2 separate regions of the Homo sapiens genome follow, and region 1 is linked to region 2. A link is a contact called in ENCODE Hi-C or POLR2A ChIA-PET data. All regions are on one chromosome and are shown on one strand. Each heading gives the region's core, a stretch centred on a gene start or an enhancer-like site at or near the end of the contact. The rest is flanking DNA. Distances are from core to core; before and after follow the strand shown. Region 1 holds the start of RFNG (RFNG O-fucosylpeptide 3-beta-N-acetylglucosaminyltransferase). Region 2 holds the start of NOTUM (notum, palmitoleoyl-protein carboxylesterase).

What was found. Hi-C counts contacts between places; a loop is a spot of excess contacts on that map. ChIA-PET counts read pairs that join two places held with the same protein, here RNA polymerase II (POLR2A). Pooled maps may share reads with other maps.
Region 1: a loop to region 2 is called in a pooled map, with 3 times the contacts of the local background. The contact joins the promoter of RFNG here to the promoter of NOTUM in region 2. A Hi-C loop is called at or near these places in 1 of 37 single-sample maps with no recorded cell type and 9 of 50 pooled maps. POLR2A ChIA-PET finds 5 or more read pairs at or near these places in 5 of 52 experiments (A549, BJ, WTC11 and 2 more).

Annotation. Positions count from the first base shown.
Region 1 is chr17:82,050,387-82,053,086 of GRCh38, reverse strand. It overlaps RFNG (RFNG O-fucosylpeptide 3-beta-N-acetylglucosaminyltransferase), which reads left to right and starts at 1,276. Exons shown (of 8, transcript NM_002917.2): 1 at 1,276-1,587; 2 at 1,745-1,793; 3 at 2,323-2,425; 4 at 2,532-2,685. The coding sequence starts at 1,321. GPS1 (G protein pathway suppressor 1) reads right to left here and starts at 1,189. Exons shown (of 13, transcript NM_001321092.3): 1 at 1,123-1,189. The coding sequence starts at 1,155. RefSeq lists silencers at 882-1,011, 1,072-1,321, 1,592-1,741 and an enhancer at 962-1,631.
Region 2 is chr17:81,959,898-81,962,597 of GRCh38, reverse strand. It overlaps NOTUM (notum, palmitoleoyl-protein carboxylesterase), which reads left to right and starts at 1,411. Exons shown (of 11, transcript NM_178493.6): 1 at 1,411-2,011. The coding sequence starts at 1,689. RefSeq lists silencers at 2,065-2,208, 2,475-2,554, 2,585-2,700 and an enhancer at 2,138-2,700.

The DNA.
Region 1 (2,700 bases), core at 27-2,526, 91 kb before region 2:
ACCACATCAGGGAGGGGTCTCCTCACAAGACTCTAAGGCTCAGAAGCAGAAACCCCTCGCCTGATTCTAGCCGCTCATCTCTGAAAGCCAGAAAGCAGACAGGGGACAACCAACTACACAGGGGCCTCTGAGGGCCCCTACACGTTCCCAGCCACCATCCTGATGTAGTTTCCTCCAAGCCACGGAGAAGAACGGGACGCCACCTCAACCCCAGGAGGCAGGAGGACCAGCCCCCGGAATCTGTCCTGAGCAGCGGAGCAGCAATACTGGGCTGAGAGTCACGCCACGGAGTTGGGAGAAGGGGAAAAGAGTCATCTCAGGGAGCCTCATGGCCCCCAGCTGGGAGACACAGAGAAGCCAGGACCTCGGCTTAACACAAAGCAGGCTGGAAAAGCCGCCATGCCGGGCACTCGCCGGACCCGTGGGCCTCCCGCGCTCCTTCGGGAAAAGCACCAAGAGCTCGGCTCCCTCCGCAGGCCCCGGGCCCACCGGGGCTCCCTCCCCTCCTGCGCTTGGCACTGAGTCCCTGTCCTCGGCCAGCAGAGCAGCAGGGGCCCAGCCACAGCAGGGGCGGCCGGGGCCCTGCTCCCCCCTCCCTCGCTCGGGGGTCCCTGTCCTGGAAGGTACCTCGTAGAGCAGCGTACAGGCCGACAGGCTGGCGCTCAGGCTGAAGTCCCCGGCCGTGCCGGGCAGGACGAGGTCTGACCTACTGCTGTGAGGGGTGCAGTACAGATCTGTCACTGACGAGGAGGCCGAGCTGGGGGCCGAGCTATCCCTCATTCTGTCCTGACTTTCTGCACCCCCCGACCCTGACACAGAGCTGGCTGGCTGCTGAAGGGAGAAAGAGCGTTAGCGTCGGGGCGGCCGGGAACCTCTCCCGTGAGCTGCTGGGAGGGGAGGCGGGGCGGGCGCGGCCCGGCGGCCCCCGATCGCAGCGCGCAGCCACGGCGGAGACGCGCCCTCGGCCCTGCAGCCCCCGACGCGCGCTGCCCGCGGAGGCCCGGCACGGAGCGTGCCCGACCGACTCCTGGCGCAGGCCCCGCGCCCCTGCTCGACCTCAGCCCGGCCCCAGTGGCGGGGGGCGCGGGGGCGCGGAGGCCCGGGGCGGCCTCGGCTCGTTACCTGCAAGTTAAACACCTGAACCGGCAGCGGCATCTTGCACCCACCCCGCCGCGGCGTGCCGTCCACTTCCGGGGCAGCGAAGCCGTCGCTTCCGGGGCGCGGGGCGGGGCGGGGCCGCTGCGTTCTTAAAGGGGCCGCCGCCCACCCACGGCTCCGGCCAGGTTCTCCGCTCGCAGCGCCGGGGGTCCCGGCGGCCGCATGAGCCGCGCGCGTGGGGCGCTGTGCCGGGCCTGCCTCGCGCTGGCCGCGGCCCTGGCCGCGCTGCTGTTACTGCCGCTGCCGCTGCCCCGCGCGCCCGCCCCGGCCCGGACCCCCGCCCCGGCCCCGCGCGCGCCCCCGTCCCGGCCCGCTGCCCCCAGCCTGCGGCCTGACGACGTCTTCATCGCCGTCAAGACCACCCGGAAGAACCACGGGCCGCGCCTGCGGCTGCTGCTGCGCACCTGGATCTCCCGGGCCCGCCAGCAGGTGCGCCGGACCCCGACCCCGACGGCGAGCCCCACGCCCACCCGCCCCGCCTCCCAGGGTCTAGGCCCGGCCCAGGCCCCCGGAGGCTCCGCGCGGGGCGGGTCGGTCTCCGGCCTGGGCAGCGCCCCAGAAGCCTCATAGATTGTTTCTCCCCCAGACGTTTATCTTCACCGACGGGGACGACCCTGAGCTCGAGCTCCAGGGCGGTGAGTGTCCCCCACTCCCCGGCGCCCGCGGGATCTGCCCCCCGAGCCTTTCTCGCTCCGAAGCCACGGCCCCTTCGCTGCTGTGGGTGCCTTTCTCTGCCCAGGCTCCCGAGGCCCGGGGAGGCCCCGACGCTGCCCAGGTCACGCGGCCTGCGGAGGGCCCACCCTGCCAGCCAAGCTCTGCTCCCCACCAGCCTCTCACACTAGCCGCTTCCCGGGGCGTGGGGCTAGTGCCACGTCCCCTGAAGAAGCGCCAGCAGGGAATCCGCCCTTCCAGGCCAGGTCAGGGCGAGCTGCCTCCGTCCTGTTTCCACTCAAGAGATCCCAACCGATGGCCGCCTGCTTCAGCCTCGGTGGCACCAGCAGGGTCAGCGCGTGAGGGCTAGGGCTGTGGTTGGACCCAGGCAAGGTGTCCAGGCATGTCAGACAGCCACGTTGTGCCCTGGCCCTTGGGGGCAGGTGGGGCACAGGCCTTACCCCAACCCCAGTGCCATCCTCTACGTGCGTGCTTCCCGTCTCTGATTCGCAGGCGACCGTGTCATCAACACCAACTGCTCGGCGGTGCGCACTCGTCAGGCCCTCTGCTGCAAGATGTCCGTGGAGTATGACAAGTTCATTGAGTCCGGGCGCAAGTACGCGGCGCTGACCCGACCCGCAGAGAGCTCAGAGCCAAGCTGGGTGGGGGCCTCCTGTCCAGCCATGCCAGGCCCTCGTGCCCAGGACTCCCCTCGCCCACAGGTGGTTTTGCCACGTGGATGATGACAATTATGTGAACGCCAGGAGCCTCCTGCACCTGCTCTCCAGCTTCTCACCCAGCCAGGACGTCTACCTGGGGCGGCCCAGCCTGGACCACCCCATTGAGGCCACCGAGAGGGTCCAGGGTGGCAGAACTGTGAGTGTCGGAGCA
Region 2 (2,700 bases), core at 162-2,661:
ATCGTTGTCCTGAAATGTAAGACCTGGTTGTCCTGAAACGTAAGACCTGTTTCCTATTTTTAAAATGGGTGTCATGGCGCCCAGCAGGCTTCAGACCGGAGGGTGAAGGAGAAAGTCTGCCCGGCCCCGCTGGCCCTGCGTATGTCCTTTCCTTTCTTTTGTCCATCCCACCCGCGCTCACCCCAGCAGGAAACCTCCTGAACCCCTCCTGTCCACCCTGCTCCAGTACTGATTTCCCACAGGAACCTTGTTCTAACCCCACTGCCCAGAGCCTCGGGAGTGGACAGGGGTGCTCTCCAAGGTGAAGCATGGGGCAGGTGCCCTTCGTGGCATGAAGGGCCGCAAGCAGAGGCCTAGCGGGCAGCCACTGGACCCTTGGCCTCCTCCCCCAGTGGCGGCTGGGGCAGGTTCTTGGGGGGTCCTCGGCATGGGGCCAGCAGCCAGGCTGGGGCGGGCGGAGATCCAGGACCTCACCTCTGGCCCCGCGATCTCCTTAAGTCGTAGCTGCTTCTCTGACCCCAGCGCCAGCAGGAGCGCCCCGGAACTGAGCGACTCCCCCGCGGCGCCTTGCTGGGGCGCGCGGTCCCTCCCGCAGGTCTCCGAGGGAGCCAGGACCTCGCGCCCCACCTGTCCGCTTCTCCAGGAGGCCCCGGCGCCACTGCTGCCGGGCCCTCGGCTGGAAGCCCTGTGTCCGCCGCCGCTTTGATCCCGGGGGGCCCTGCTGGATAAAAGTCCCTGGCGGCTCCGCGCCAGCGCCAGAGGGGGAGCGCAGCCGAGCCGGGCGCACCAGCGGGACGGCGCAGGGCCAGGGGCGCTGAGAGGACGGGGCCACTGGGCCGCCCGCGCTGGCCGCGGTGAGAGCGGGGCCCCAGGGCTGCGCGAGGTGGGGCGATGCGGGCCGGGGTCCGAATCCCCCACGGCCTGCTCTGGGCCTGGGCACTGGGGGATGAGAGGGACACTGGCGGCTCCAGGTGAGCGCGCCTGCCCCGCGCCCCCAGCCCGTCGGGCTCGGCCAGCTGCGCCGCGGGCGGAGTTCCCCGCCCCCCACCCCGGCAGGCGCGGAAAAGCCTCGCCCCTCCCCGTCGCCGCCGCCCCTTCCAGCTGCCCCGCGGGGGGGGGCGGCGGCGCCGGGCTGGCCGCGGTGAATGGAGCCGCCGGGGCCGCCCGGCCGCGCTGCCCCCCCACGGAGCCGGGCCGGGAGCGCCTCCGGCGGCCGCGGCGGGGTAGTCCAGGCCCCTCCGTCAGGCTTGCGGTTTGGGAAGAAAAGGCGATGCCTCCGCCAAGAAAAGAGCGAGCGCGGCCCCCTCCCCCCTCCGCCGAGCCCGGGCGGCGGCGGCGGCACATCTAACGCGCGGGCACCCGGGCCGCCGCGGCCCCCGCAAATAAGCCCAGCCTCGGCCCCCGCCGCTCATTGGCGCGGGCCGCAGCCAGCGCACCCAGACCCTGCGCTGCCCTCGGACGGCCGGGCGCGGAGCCCCAGCTGCGGAGGCCGACGGCACCCGGCCCCGAGCGCCTCGACGCCGAGCCGCGCGCGCCTTCTCCGCCAGGCCCGGCGGGCGGGAGCGGGGGCGAGGGAGCAGGAGCGGCCAGTGCCCCCGACACCCCCGGCCCGGCACCCCCGGCCCGGCATCCCCCGCCGCCGCCGCCGCCGCCTCAAGGCCGCCCGCTCCCCGCAGGTGGACGCGGCCATGGGCCGAGGGGTGCGCGTGCTGCTGCTGCTGAGCCTGCTGCACTGCGCCGGGGGCAGCGAGGGCAGGAAGACCTGGCGGCGCCGGGGTCAGCAGCCGCCTCCTCCCCCGCGGACCGAGGCGGCGCCGGCGGCCGGACAGCCCGTGGAGAGCTTCCCGCTGGACTTCACGGCCGTGGAGGGTAACATGGACAGCTTCATGGCGCAAGTCAAGAGCCTGGCGCAGTCCCTGTACCCCTGCTCCGCGCAGCAGCTCAACGAGGACCTGCGCCTGCACCTCCTACTCAACACCTCGGTGACCTGCAACGACGGCAGCCCCGCCGGGTAAGGCCCGCGCCCTGCACCTCCCCGCCCCGCCCGACGCGCCCGGTCTCCGGCTGGACCTTCCCTGCGGGCCGCGGCCGTTCTCTCCCCGGGGAGAAAGGGCTTCCGTCGGGCGCCCCGCGGTCCTGGCCCCGAGGAGTGCCCGGTTCGGTGACTCTCCGCGTGGGGAGCGGAGCGGCGCTGGAAGGGCTGGTCCCCGGCCAGCTCGGGCACTGACCCCTCGGCCTCTGGGCCCAGCCGCTCTGCTGGCGTCCTTCGGTCCCGGGGCGGGGAGATGGCAGCCCGAGAGCGCGCCTGGCTCCAGCGGGAACCGGCGACACCGGGGGGCGGGGAGAGGCCCGCTGCCCACCTCCTTGCAGCCCCGAAGTAGATAAAAGACGTGAGGTCGGGGGTCGGGGAGCGGCGGGGCCGCCCACGCGCTCAACAGGCCGAGGACAGCCGGGGACAGCGGGAGACTTGGGCGTGGGGTCGGGGCTCGGCAGGAAGGCTCCCCCGCCGGGTCGGTGCCGCCCGCGCCTCCCGCGCTCCCCGCGGCGTCCCGTTCCCCCGCCAAGCGCGCTCCTTCAGTGCGGACGCGTTTCACGCTTCAAGCGCCGCCGCGCGCCCCGGGAGGACCGCCGCCCGCGCCGAGGTGACAGCGGGACCCGCGCCGGGCGGAACGTGGGGATTTTCCACGGACCACAGCCCCG